Regions from separate parts of the Homo sapiens genome. Here region 2 is linked to region 1. Evidence: chromatin contacts called from ENCODE POLR2A ChIA-PET data. All regions are on one chromosome and are shown on one strand. The core of a region is the stretch at or near the end of the contact, and the rest is flanking DNA. Distances in the headings are between cores, read along the strand shown. Region 1 holds the start of HAUS2 (HAUS augmin like complex subunit 2). Region 2 overlaps TTBK2 (tau tubulin kinase 2).

Region 1 (7,341 bases), core at 3,365-5,864:
TTTTTCATTTCCTACAAAATATAACTGCTGTAAATGCAAAATGAATTACATAGTTTTGGCCAGGTGCAGAGGCTCACACTTGCAATCTCAACACTTTGGGAGGCCAAGGTAGGTGGATCGCTTGAGCCTAGGAGTTTCAGACCAGCCTGAGCAATCTACCAAAAATAGAAAAATGAGGCATGGTAGCGCCTGTAGTCTCAGCTAATCAGGAGGTTGAGATGGGAGGATCACTTGAGCTGAGATCCTGCCACTGCACTCCAGCCAGGTGACAGAGTGAGACCTTGCCTCCAAAAAAAATAAATAAATAAAGCACATAGGGCCGGGTGTGGTGGCTTACACCTGTAATCCCAGCACCTTGGGAGGCTGCGGCGGGCAGATCACTTCAGCCCAGGAGTTTGAGACCAGCTTGGCGAACAAGGCAAAACCCCATCCCTGCAAAAGTTAGCAAGGCATACTGGCACACGACTGTGATCCCAGCTACTAGGGGGGCTGAGGGATGAGAATCGCTTGAGCCCAGGAGGTGAAGGCTGCGCCAGTGAGCTGAGATTGCGCCACTGCACTCCAGCCTGGGCGACAGAGTGAGACCCTGTCTCACACACACACACACACACACACACACTATATATATATATATATCAAAAGACAAAGATGAAGACAAAGATGCTTTACAATAAGCTGTCTATAGAGAAAAAGTCATCTTGGTACAATACCATTCAGCCAATGCTTTGAATCTACTTCCAAAATGGGGAAGAACAAATCCTGTTGACATGAGCTATAAACATTTCTGTGGATTACTTCACCATTGTCTTCTCTGGGGTAGTGACTAGAAATGCAGAAGTACATTAATTCATACCTTATCATAGCCTTCCAGTTCTCGAAGTTTCTTTATTTCAAAAAGATTGCCTTCCACAGCAAGCAGACAGATCTGGGAATCACTGAGGATGCTCTGGGGAAGCATGCTGAGCTCAAGACAATTCTCTTCCAGGCGAAGAATTTTAAGGCGTGGACAGCAAGATATCTTCACTGAGATCTGAGATATCTATTGAAAAACCACAAAAGAATAACAGGAAAAAGCATAAGCACTATACTGGTTACTTTTAGTACATTAAAACAAAACAAAAATCTTTACTTGACTATTTGTTCTAGTTTTCCCCTCTTTTACCACCTCCATTTTCTCACTGCCTACTCACTCCAGAAGCCTCTGTTATCTAGCTTCTGTTACTACGCCCCCACTTAAAAAAAATGCTTTTATGAAGGTCACCCATGGCTTTTTGGGAACAAAATTTTCTGATGATAAAAGCACTGTATGTTCATTATAGAAAATTTGAGAATCACAGGTTTAAAGAAAAAAGTTTACCTGGAATCCACCACCCAGAAATAACCACCATAAACATTTTGGTACATTTACTGCCAATGTTTTATGTGTACATAGATACTGACCACTTTACTACCAAATTCAAGGATCCATTGTCCTCAGTCCCTACTGCATTTAACTGTACTATCTATCCCTTCCTTAAAACCCCTTATTTTTGTCCTTTTTTGGTTTTTCTTCCTATCTTTTGGATTCTTCCTTACTTCTCTTGTTTTTATGGGCATTTTTCAAGTAGCTGTCTGTAATACTTCATATGTCATCTTCTCTCTAAACTTCTTCTAGAAAGCTCATTCATTAAAGTCCATCACTTTTGTTATGACCTCAAGATCTGTATCTATACTCTTACCTCTATTCTGCTCCCACGTTTCCAACTTTCAGTAAGATATTTCCATTTACAAGATTCACCACAGACAACTCAGCATGTCCATTCTCAATAGCACTACTGTTCCTTTAGGCCCTCAAGCTCAATACCAAGCAATTGTCTTTGACTCACCCCTTTTGCCATTTAAATACTAAAAGTCACCAAATTATTTGATTCTGCCCAGTATCATCTCAGACCATCACTTATTAGAAATCATGGGAACTTTAATAAGTTCAATAACTAGCAATGCAAGTTCTCAGACCTCATCCCAGCCCTACTGGATCAGAAACACTGAGGGTAGGGGGCTAGTGATCTCTTTAAACAAGCTTTTCTGGTTAATTCTGATGCATACTAAACTTAGAGAACCACTGAATAAAGGTACTGGCAGAGGTGAATGTGGAGCAAATCCTCAACTAATACTTGCTGCTTAATTGATTCAGTTTTTTTTTTCCCCCAAGAAGCTCTATAACATACAAGAATATCCACTTAAGGTAAAAAAACATGAGGCCAATTCCTCAAAGACAGACTGAATTTCATCATGATGTAAAATCACTACAATCTAGAAAAGTAATAACCACATGCAGCTTCTGGCCACTTTAATGGACCATGCAGATCTAGAAATACAGACACTAGAAAACTAAAGGCCATCCAGTCTCACAGTGTTTAATATTTCATCACTTGTGCCTTCATGCCTAGACAAGAATCTTTGGATTGGTTTTCCAGACAAATATTAATTGAAAGCTTCCAAAGTAATGGAAACAAATTTCAAATATTATAATTAAAGCTGTACAACAGTGAAATGGGCTATCTCCAGAAAGCCTATCACTTAATATTCTTCAGCAAAAGGAGACACACTTTGTAACAAAGATGTCAAAACCCCACACAAAACGAAAAACAAAACTGAATTACCTCTGACTCCCGACTCTGAGAACCTCAGTTTAGGCCTCATTTCCACATTATATCCCTGACATAGCTCCTGGCTAGCTGGTTAGGGGCATATATTTGAGGAGGATCTGAAGAAGTCTTCAAGATTTGTGAGACAGTAGTTTAACTTTTGAAATGATCTCTCCCTGTTACCTACCCCACCCTCCCCAAAACACCTACACAACTAACACATCCAGTGTCTCAACTAATTCCATGGCACTTTGGGCCTTGAAATTAGTTCAGCCTATAGAAGAAACCTCTCATTTAGCCTCTGATACTTAGCTCTATGATGGCAGTTTAGGAAACAAGAGGTTAACAGGTATCAGGAGACCTTAAAGCCACACATATGCTGTAGGAAAAAAAACCTTAAAGCTCTAGACCTGATTCTGGTTGAGGTTGAGTTCGATGACTTGCAGCTCTCCCACTGAGTCAGGTATACTTCGAATCTGGTTCTTAGAGAGATCCATCACATCCAGGTGCCGTAGGCTACAAAGTTGGGGAGGTAATGCTCCCAGTTGGTTCCCAGAGAGGCTCAGGGTCTTGAGGGCAGAGAGTTGCCCAAAGGTAGACGGCAGCTCTCTAAGGTGATTGTTGTTTAGGCTTAGCGTCTCTAGTTTTTTCAGATTGCATATCTCATCAGGCAGAACAGCTGGCAAAGAAAAATTTTTTTAAAACCTGAATGTGATAGAGCTGAAAACAACTTTGATGAAGTTTATAAAGACTATATGGCAGCCTGCTTCGCCTCTTGTTAATATATGTAAAACTCCCACATGTGCCATTTTTAGATATTGCATTTTACCAACATAGTCTTTAGAAGGTGAGGGTGCCATCAAAATGCCGGAGAGCATTTGTGTGTATAATGGGCTCCTTTTGTAAAGGGGCCCAAGGCACAATCCGACAGCAATTTTGTGATATTTGGAAGATCCTCCCCTTCTCATCCATCCCCCATTCCAAGTTAGGTAGCTTTGTTTACATTACATCCCCAAAATGTTCTTCTCTTTCAAGTCCAAATTAACCCAGTAACAATCATTATAACACCCAATCATTATAAGGCTTATTTTAGATGTAATTACAAGAAGTAGAAAGAAGGCTTCAAGGATTCCGGCATTCGCAACTTGAGCCCTCCTGCACGGTTTCATAACAAAAACAAAAATCAGCTTGTAAGAGAAAACCACCCCTGGTAACAGCTGATCACTAGCAAAAGCCTCCCTGGCGAGAGCCATACTCAGTTTGTTGTTGTTCAGGGAGAGGCTCTTCAGCAGAGTGAACTTTCCTATCAGCAAAGGCGGTAGGCTTTCGATCTTGTTGTTGGACAAGTCGATGGTCCTGAGATTGCTCGTCAGCTTCTGCAAGTCTGCGGGGAACTGGAGAAAGGAGTTCACAGCGTGGGGAATCCCGCACCGACTAAGTTCGCCGCCCCCGCCGTCCCTCTCCCTTTAAGTTCCCTGGTCGTGTCCCTCCCAGTCTCACCTCGGTCAGCCCTCGGTCCTTAAGCTGAAAGACACCAGTTTTCTGCGCCGTTTCCACATGAGCGCGGAGCGCACTGTTTCCCATCCTAGCGCCGCGGCTCAGGTCCCTGCGGGAAGGAAGCGCTGCTGTCACCGCCCAGTCCACCCGGTCGGCCTCCCGGCTGGGGCTCCTGCCCCAGCTCTCAACTCCCGCCGATCCCTGGCTCCTGGGGCCCGACCCAAGAGCGACAAGGAAGAAACGGAAGAACACACAGCCCGACCACCAAGCCCTGCCGCCTTTGCAGCTCTGCGGAGGCCAGGCGCCTCTGGGAGCCTACGGAAGATCAGGGAGCCCCGGACTCGCCTCCCACCGCTCAGCTGCCGTAAGGCTCCGCAGGTGAAGACCCAGGACCCGCAGTAGCCGGGATGCGCTCCCCGGCTTAGTCCCGGGCGGGAACGCCCTGTGACGTCATCGAGCCGCGCCGTGCGTTCGCCCTGCGATCCCGCTCACTCTTGGCGCCTTCGCGGAAGGTGCGTCCGAGCCATGGCCGCTGCCAACCCGTGGGACCCGGCGTCCGCGCCTAACGGCGCTGGGCTAGTGCTAGGCCACTTCATAGCTTCGGGGATGGTCAATCAGGTACGTGGGGGTGGCGGTGGTGTCATCAAGGGGGTGCCCAAGGTGGCAACAATATGGCTGTGAGTTGGTGCTGCTGGCTGTGGGAGTGGTGAGGGTCCTGGTTGGGGTCTGTACTAGAGTAATAAGAGCCCCTTCCAGGCAACAGCCGCGAACGTTCTGCCGTGGATGCTTGGAAAGCGGGGATCTGAGTAGATGGTGTTTAGGGTAGACTGTGTTTTGAGTGTCTGTAGGGTAAATTTGTCCCAGTCCAGTTTGTGGGAGATTAGACTGTTACCAGCCTTTTTTTCATCCAGTGATACTGCCTCTAGACTGTAGTGTAAGGGCGGGGATGGGAAATACGGGTCGTTCTGTCCCCTTGCGGAACAAGCATTTCCAACAACCCTCGTTTGTGGGAAGTGTTGAATCGTATTTGGGGCGGGAGGTGCTGGGTAGAGAAGAGCGCCAGAAGCTCTTTTTTGACATTTTTATTTTATTTTATTATTTATTTATTTATTTATATGAGACAGAGTCTCGCTCTAACGCCCAGGCTGGAGTGCAGTGGCGTGGTCTCGGCTCACTGCAACCTCCGCCTTCCTGGTTCAAGCGATTCTCCTGCCTCAGCCTCTGGAGTAGCTGGGACTACAGGCGCCCACCACCACACCCAGCTAATTTTTTTTTGTATGTTTAGTAGAGACGGGGTTTCACCTTGTAAGCCAGGATGGTCCCGATCTCCTGACCTCGTGATCCACCCGCCTCGGCCTCCCAAAGTGCTGGGATTACAGGCGTGAGCCACCGCGCCCGGCCTTGGCATCTTTAAAGGCAAAAAAAAAAAAAAAAAAAAAAAAGTATTGGCTAAAAAGATAAGACCTTGGAACGTGAATGGAGGAAGAGATTAATTTTGAGAAGGAGAGAAAAGAGACATTAACCCAAGGAGTCACGGAGTGGCAGTTTTAGGTTGGGCAAGAGGAGCATGTCGGAGGAAGGAGCCAACAGAGGGAGAAATTGAACATGTGAGGAAATAATGGAATGCAGTGACAGGAGGGCATGGGGCAAGTGGGATCAAGGGCATTGAGAAAAATGGGGAAATAAATTTTGATATATAGAGGAAGTTGAGAAATTTCACTAAAAAGAAAACAGAAAAGTTAAACTGATCTGTAAAAATCAGCACATATTAGCCGGCATGGTGGCGTACACCTGTAGTCCCAACTACTCCGCGGACCACATGGGTCCTGGAGGCTCAGATGGGAAGATGGCTTGAGCTTAAGAGATGGAGGTTGCAGTGAGATGCGATCGGGCCACTGCACTTAGCCTGGGCGACAGAGTGAGACCCTGTCTCAGGGAAAAAAAAAAAAAAAAAAGCACTACAAACATGATGGAAGATTTACGGAAAATACATAACTTTTTATAGTCAGAAGAGCCATTAGAGACTCTAATACCTTACAGTATTTTTTAATTTAAGAAACTAAGGCTTAGACCAAGAAACTTGCCCATGGTCACTAGACTGTTAAAGGAGAATTAGATCTTAGTACTCTCCCTTTTGACACATTGTATCCCCTCTCAAGATGAACTGTTATAAGAGGCTGTGATACTGTATTAAAAGATTTTAAGCTTTTGTTGAACACCCATTGTCTGGGTGATGGGGAGATTCAGGTGGTCCTAGTTGACTAACTTTACCAGGAGTGACCACAGCACTCTACAGTGTAATCCTTCCTCCCTTCTCTCCTGTGTTTTCTTTTTTTTTTGAGACGGAGTCTCGCTCTGTTGCCCAGGCTGGAGTGCAGTGGCACAGTCTTGGCTCACTGCAAGCTCCACCTCCTGGGTTCATGCCATTCTCCTGCCTCAGCCTCATGAGTAGCTGGGACTACAGGTGCTCACCACCTCACCCGGCTAATTTTTGTATTTTTAGTAGAAATGGGGTTTCACCATGTTAGCCAGGATGGTCTCGATCTCCTGACCTCGTGATCTGCCTGCCTCTGCCTCCCAAAGTGCTGGGATTACAGGCGTGAGCCACTGCACCCGGCCCTCTCCTGTATTTTCTTTTTCTTTTCTTTTCTTTTTTTTTTTTTTCTGAGACATAGTCTCCCTCTGTTGCCCAGGCTGGAGTGCAGTGGTGTGATCTTGGCTCACTGTACCCTCTGCCACCTGGGTTCAATCAATTCTCGTGCTCCCGAGTAGCTGGGACTACAGGCACCTGCCATCACACCTGCTAATTTTCATATTTTCAGTAGAGACGGGGTTTCACCATTTTGGCCAGGGTAGTCTCAAACTCCTGATCTCAGGTGATCTGCCTGTCTCGGCCTCCCAAAGTACTGGGAGCTGAACCCAGCCTTTTTCTTCTTATCAGGTTACCTAGTACTCTCACTTGTATTGTCCAGTTCTCCTGTCACAAAATAGTTTGGCAAACTCATAATAGAAAACATTTTTGAGGGTTCACTCCTGTAATCCCAACACTTTGGGAGGCCGAGGCGGGTGGATCACCTGAGGTCAGGAGTTTGAGATCAGCTGGGCCAACATGGTGAAACCCAGTCTCTACTACAAATACAAAAATCAGCCGGGTATAGTGGTAGGTGCCTGTAATCCCAGCTACTCGGGAAGCCGAGACATGAGAATCGCTTGAGCC
Region 2 (7,341 bases), core at 2,982-5,481, 340 kb after region 1:
GCCAGTTCATGGCCCGTTTGGCAGCAACTCTTAGACGCTTTACCGCCCTAGACCCAGGCGGGCCAGAGGCTGCCTTATTCTTAATATGCATTTTATTACCCAATCCGCTCCCGACATTAGAAAAACTCCAAAAATTAGATTCCGGCCCTCAAACCCCACAACAGGACCTAATTAACCTCACCTTCAAGGTGTACAGTAATAGAGAAGAGTTGCAACTACTTGACTCTGCTGTGAGAGAAAACCCCAGCCATATCTCCAGCACACAAAAACTTCAAAACGCCTAAGCCACAGCGGTCAGGCGTTCCTTCAGGACTTCCTCCCCCAGGATCTTGCTTCAAGTGCCGGAAATCTGGCCACTAGGCCAAGGAATGCCCACAGCCTGGGATTCCTCTTAAGTCGTGTCCCATCTGTGAGGGACGCCACTGGAAATTGGACTGTCCAACTGGCCCAAGGCTCTGACTTACTCCTTCCCAGATCTTCTTGGCTTAGCAGCTGAAGACACACTGCCCAATCTCCTTGGAAGCCTCAGATGCTTTGGGTAACTCTTACAATGGAGGGTAAGTCCGTCCCCTTCTTAATCAATACGGACGCTACCCACTCCACATTACCTTCTTTTCAAGGGCCTGTTTCCCTTGCCTTCATAAGTGTTGTGGGTATTGACAGCCAGCCTTCTAAACCTCTTTATACTCCCCAACACTGGGGCCAACTTGGAAAACATTCTTTAATGCACTCCTTTTTGGTCATCCCCACCTGCCCAGCTCCCTTATTAGGTCAAGACATTTTAACTAAATTATCTGCTTCCCTGACTATTCCCGGGCTATAGCCACACCTCATTGCTGCCTTTTTCCCCAGTTCAAAGACTCCTTCACATCCTCTCCTTGTATCTCCCCACCTTAATCCACAAGTATAGGATACCTCTACTCCCTCCTTGGCAATAAATGATGCACCCCTTGCCATCCCATTAAAACCTAATCACCCTTACCCCGCTCAACGCCAATATCCCATCCCACAGCACACTTTAAAAGGATTAAAGCCTGTTATCACTTGCCTGTTACAGCATGGCCTTTTAAAGCCTATAAACTCTCTTTATAATTCCCCCATTTTACCTGTCCAAAAACTGGACCAGTCTTACAGGTTAGTCCAGGATCTGCGCCTTATCAACCAAATTGTTTTGCCTATCCACCCTGTGGTGCCAAACCCATACACTCTCCTATCCTAAATACCTCCCTCCACAACCCATTATTCTGTTCTAGATCTCAAACATGCTTTTTTTTCACTATTCCTTTGCACCCTTCATCACAGTCTCTCTTCACTTTCACTTAGACTGACCCTGACACCCATCAGGCTCAGCAAATTACCTGGGCTGTACTGCCGCAAAGCTTCACAGACAGCCTCCATTACTTCAGTCAAGCCCAAATTTCTTCCTCATCTGTTACCTACCTCGGCATAATTCTCATGAAAACACACGTGCTCTCCCGCTGATCGTGTCCAGCTAATCTCCCAAACCCCAATCCCTTCTATGAAATAACAACTCCTTTCCTTCCTAGGCATGGTTAGTGCGGTCAGAATTCTTACACAAGAGCCGGGACTGCACCCTGTAGCCTTTCTGTCCAAACAACTTGACCTTACTGTTTTAGCCTACCCCTCATCTCTGCGTGCAGTGACCACCACTGCTTTAATACTTTTAGAGGCCCTCAAAATCACAAACTATGCTCAGCTCACTCTCTACAGTTCTCATAACTTCCAAAATCTATTTTCTTCCTCCCACCTGACACATATACTTTCTGCTCCCCAGCTCCTTCAGCTATACTCACACTTCGTTGAGTCTCCCACAATTACCATTATTCCTGGCCCGGACTTCAATCCATCCTCCCACATTATTCCTGATACCACACCTGACCCCCGTGACTGTATCTCTCTGATACACCTGACATTCACTCCATTTCCCCATATTTCCTTCTTTCCTGTTCCTCACCCAGAACACACTTGGTTTATCGATGGCAGTCCAACCAAGCCTAATCGCCACTCACAAGCAAAGGCAGGCTATGCTATAGTAGCTTCCATATCTATCATTGAGGCTACTGCTCTGCCCCCTCCACTACCTCTCAGCAAGCCGAACTCATTGCCTTAACTCGGGCCCTCACTCTTGCAAAGGGACTATGCATCAATATTTATACTGACCCCATATCCTGCACCACCATGCTGTTATGGGCTGAAAAGTTTCCTCACTACACAAGGGTCCTCCATCATTGATGTCTCTTTAATAGAAACTCTTCTCAAGGCCTCTTTACTTCCAAAGGAAGCTGGAGTCATTCACTGCAACGGCCATCAAAAGGCATCAGATCCCATCGCTCAGGGCAACACTTATGCTGATAAGGTAGCTAAAGAAGCAGCTAGCATTCCAACTTCTGTCCCTCATGGCCAGTTTTTCTCCTTCTCATTGGTCACTCCTATTTACTCTCCTACTGAAGTTTCCACCTATCAATCTCTTCTCACACAAGACAAATGGTCCTTGGACCAAGGACAATATCTCTTTCCAGCCTCACAGGCCCATTCTATTCTGTCTTCATTTCATAATCTCTTCCATGTAGGTTATAAGCCACTAGCCCACCTCTTAGAACCTCTCATTTCCTTTCCATCATGGAAATCTATCCTCAAGGAAATCACTTCTCAGTGTTCCATCTGCTATTCTACTACTCCTCAGGAATTATTCAGGCCCCCTCCCTTCCCTACACATCAAGCTCAGGGATTTGCCCCTGCCCAGGACTGGCAAATTGACCTTACTCACATGTCTTGAGTCAGGAAACTAAAATACCTCTTGGTCTGGGTAGATACTTTAACTGGATGGATAGAGGCCTTTCCCACAGGATCTGAGAAGGCCACCGTGGTCATTTCTTCCCTTCTGTTGGACATAATTCCTCAGTTTGGCCTTCCCACCTCTATACAGTCCAATAACAAACCGGCCTTTATTAGTCAAATCACCCAAGCAGTTTCTCAGGCTCTTGGTATTCAGTGGAATCTTCATACCCCTTACCGTCCTCAATCTTCAGGAAAGGTAAAACGGACTAATGGTCTTTTCCCAAAAACTCGCCAACCAAGCAAGTAATTACGCTAAACCCCCTTGGGCAGTCTCTAAGTGGATGTCTTGGGTCCTCCCAATTCTTAGTCCTTTAATATCTATTTTTCTCCTTCTTTTATTCAGACCTTGTATCTTCCGTTTAGTTTCTCAATTGATACAAAACCGCATCCAAGCCATCACCAATCATTCTACACGACAAATGCTCCTTCTAACAACCCCACAATATCACTCCTTACCCCAATATCTTCCTTCAACTTAATCTCTCCCACTCTAGGTTCCCACGCCACCCCAATCCCACTTAAAGCAGCCCTGAGAAACATTGCCCATTATCTCTCCATACCACCCCCAAAATTTTTCGCCACTCCAACACTTCACTATTTTGTTGTATTTTTCTTATTAATATAAGAAGACAGGAATGTCAGGCCTCTGAGCCCAAGCTATGCCACCATATCTCCTGTGACCTGCACGTATATATCCAGATGGCCTGAAGCAACTGAAGATCCACAAAAGAAGTGAAAATTGCCTTAGATGATGACATTCCACCATTGTGATTTGTTTCTCCCCCACCCTTAAGAAGGTTCTTTGTAATTCTCCCCACCCTTGAGAATGTACTTTGTGAGATCCACCCCCTGCCTGCAAAACATTGCTCCTAACTCCACCACCTATCCCAAAACCTGTAAGAACTAATGATAATCCCACAACCCTTGCTGACTCTCTTTTCGGACTCAGCCTACCTGCACCCAGGTGAAATAAACAGCCTTGTTGCTCACACAAACCTGTTTGGTGGCCTCTTCATATGGACATGAGACAATAAGCATATCCATATGTTGTGAGGGTAGTGTATCCTAACTTCATGAGGAAAGAAACTCCTGCTCTGAGGATCCTTCCAGACTTTGCCCTATGTATCTCTTCACCTGTATCCTCATTTATATCCTTATTAGATAATAAACCAGTAAGCATAAATGAAGTGTTTTCCTGAGTTCTGAGAGCCATTCTAGCAAATTGCACTTCTCTGTCATTTGCCAGAAGTATTCAGTATAGTAGTAAGAACAGTTTATTTTTTCCTATCTTACATTTTTGTGTCAGAGGATTGGTATTCATTTCCAAATTCCTGGCAGTGCTTGGAATTTCCTAAGTGATATGAATGCCTTTGTTATGCTAATGAAGTGACTCCAAGCTTCAGGATGGGGGCTGTCACCTGAAAGCATATGACTACATGACTAGAACCTTCATCTCCACCTCCCAACTTCCAGGAAAAGAGTTACTAGTGATTGAGTTCAATCACATGGCCAATGATTTAATCAACCATGCCTACGTAATAAGCTCTTTTTGTTTGTTTTTTGAGATGGAGTCTCACTCCTTTTGCCCAGGATGGAGTGCACTGGCGCAATCTTGGCTCACTGCAACCTCTGCCTCCAGGGTTCAAGCGATTCTCCTGCCTCAGCCTTGTGAGTAGCTGGGATTACAGGTGTGCACCACCACGCCCGGCTAATTTTTTTGTATTTCTGGTAGAGACGGGGGGTTTTACCATGTTTGGCCAGGCTGGTCTTGAACTCCTGACCTCAGGTGATCCACCCACCTCGGCCTCCCAAAGTGCTGGGATTACAGGCGTGAGCCACCATGCCCGACTTTTTTTTTTTTTTTTTTTTTTAAGAGATGGGGTCTCACTGTCGCCCCGGCTGGAGTGCAGTGGTGCAAACATAGCTCATTGCAGCCTCAAACTCCTGGGCTCAAGCAGTACTCCCATCTCAGCTTCCCAAGTAGCTAGACTACATGCATGTGCCACCACACCCAGCTCATTTTACTTTTTTGTAGAGACAGAGTCTGGGTATGTTGCCCAAGCTGGTCTTGAACTCCTAGACTCAATCGATCCTCCCACCTCAGTCTCCTAAAGTGCTGGGATTACAGGCATGAGCCACTGTGCCCAGCCCTGAACTCTGTATATTAAAAACTCTGTAAATCTTAAATTCAGCTGGATAAAAAAGAAAAAAAAAAACAAACTCTGAACTACAAGGCTCAGGGAGCTTCCTGGTTGGTGAACATACTGATGTACCAAGAGGGTGGTGTACCCTGGCTCCACAAGTAGAGAAGCTCCCGTGCTTGGGAGCCTTACAAACTTATCATATAGTCCTCTTCATCTGATTGTTCATTTGTATCCTTTATAATAAAAAGGTAATTTTAAGTATAGCACTTTCATGAACTCTGTGAGTCATTCTAAGCAAATTATTAAACCCAAGGGGATTGTGGGAAGGCCCAAACTTATACTCAACCAGGGAAAATTTGAGTGGCTTGTGGCTCCAGTCTGAAGTGAAGGCAGCTTTGTGGGACTGAGCCCTGTAACCTGTGAGGTCTGCATTAACTTGACGCAATTAGTGACAGAATTAAAGCGAATTATAGGACACCCAGATGATGTCAGTGAACTTAATCAAAAACAACCATCAAACAACTGGAACTGACATTTACAGAACACTCCACCCAACAAAAGTGGAATACACATTCAAACTCACAAGGAACGTACACCAAAAGACTATATAATATCCCAGGTCACAAAACAAATTTTGCAAATTTAAAAGAACGGAAATCATACATACTATGCTCTCTGATAACAAGCTAGTATATTCTAGCTTAATGTTATTAAGCTAGAAATCAATAACGGCAAGATAACAAGAATACAAACACTTGGAAATTAAACTATAACAACAGGGCAAGGTGCCTGATTTTTATATAAATAACACTTTATTGGAACTAAGCCATGCTCATTCATTTATATGTTGTGTATGGCTGATTTTATACTACTAGAGCAGAGTTAAATAACTGCAACACAGACGGTATTACACTTAGGCCTAACATATTTATTATTTGGACCTTTAATAAAATGTTTGGCTGGGCACGGGGGCTCACACCTGTAGTCCCAGCATTTTGGGAGGCCGAGGCAGGTGGATTGATTGAGCTCAGGGGTTCAAGACCAACCTAAGCAACATGGCAAGACACTGTCTCCACAAAAAATATAAAAATTAGCCAGGTGTGTGGCACTCATCTGTGGTCCCAGCTACTCAGAAGGCTGAGGTGGGAGGATCTCTTGAGCCAGGAAGTTGAGGCTGCAGTGAGCTGTGATTGTAAGACTGCACTCTAGCCTGGATGACAGAGCAAGACCCTGTCTCAAAAAAAAAAAAAAAAAAAAAAAAGCCGGGCACGGTGGCTCACGCCTGTAATTTCAGCACTTTGGGAAGCTGAGGCAGGCGGATCACCTGAGGTCAGGAGTTCAAGACCAGCCTGGTCAACATGGTAAAACCCTGTCTCTACTAAAAATACAAAAATTAGCCAGGTGTGGTGGTGTGTGCCTGCAATCCCAGCTACCTGGGAGGCTGAGGCAGGAGAAATCTCTGGAACCCGGGAGGCGGAGTATGCAGTCAGCCAAGATCATGCCACTGCATTCCAGCCTGGGTGACAGAGCAAGACTCTGTCTCAAAAAAAAAAAAAAAAAGAAAGAAAGAAAAAAAACCAAAATGTTTGCCAATGCCTGTTCCAAATAAGCCATGGTTAAAGACAAAGTCCCCAGGCAAATTAGAAAATATTTGAATTGAACAAAAAGGAAAATAAAACATATGATATGCAGCTAAAGCAATGGTTAGAGGAAAAACTATAGCACTGAAAGCTTATATGAAAAATGAGGCCAGGTGCAGTGACTTAGGCCTATAATCCCAACACTTTGGGAGGCCAAGGCAGGAGGACTTGAGGCCAGGAGTTCAAGACCAGCCTGGGCAACCTATCAAGACCCTGTTACTACAAAAATTTTTTTAAAAAACTTAACTGCATGTGGTGGGTGCCTGTAGTCCTAGCTACTCAAGAGGCTGAGGCGGGAGGATAATTTAAGCACAGAAGGTTGAGGCTCCAATGAGGTATGATCACTCCATTGCACTCCAGCCTAGGTGACAGAGATGCTGTCTCTTAAAATATATATATAATATTAAAATAATTTTTAAATTGAAAATAAGCACGGAAGTTTCAAATTAAAACTATAAGCTTCCACCTAGGGGGAAAAGACAAACAAACTAAACCCAAAACAAGCAGAGGAAACAAAAGACAAAATAATAACAATGAAATTAAAACCAGAAACGTCATAGAAAAAAAAAAATCAATGAGACCAAAAGCCAGCTCTTTATAAAGATCAATACAATTTATAACCTTTTAGGAAATCTGGGAAAAAAGAACTCACAAATAATCAATATTAGGAATGAAACAGGGGTTATCACTATAGACTC

The links. ChIA-PET counts read pairs that join two places held with the same protein, here RNA polymerase II (POLR2A).
Region 2: POLR2A ChIA-PET joins it to region 1 with 16 read pairs in Caco-2. The contact joins the enhancer-like site here to the promoter of HAUS2 in region 1. POLR2A ChIA-PET finds 5 or more read pairs at or near these places in 3 of 52 experiments (Caco-2, IMR-90 and activated CD8-positive, alpha-beta memory T cell).

The regions. Positions count from the first base shown.
Region 1 is chr15:42,544,224-42,551,564 of GRCh38, forward strand. HAUS2 (HAUS augmin like complex subunit 2) reads left to right here and starts at 4,615. Exons shown (of 6, transcript NM_018097.3): 1 at 4,615-4,742. The coding sequence starts at 4,650. LRRC57 (leucine rich repeat containing 57) reads right to left here and starts at 4,570. Exons shown (of 6, transcript NM_153260.3): 1 at 4,470-4,570; 2 at 4,128-4,233; 3 at 3,883-4,021; 4 at 3,038-3,306; 5 at 854-1,039. The coding sequence starts at 4,211. RefSeq lists an enhancer at 4,406-4,875.
Region 2 is chr15:42,886,465-42,893,805 of GRCh38, forward strand. The region is part of intron 1 of TTBK2 (tau tubulin kinase 2); the gene reads right to left. Among named protein-coding and RNA genes, the nearest start is that of TTBK2, 31 kb to the right of the region's middle. RefSeq lists an enhancer at 3,017-3,889. Within about 2 kb of position 4,232, at least 2 of the 41 ENCODE cell types and tissues checked have a DNase peak (open chromatin) inside an H3K27ac peak, as active enhancers do.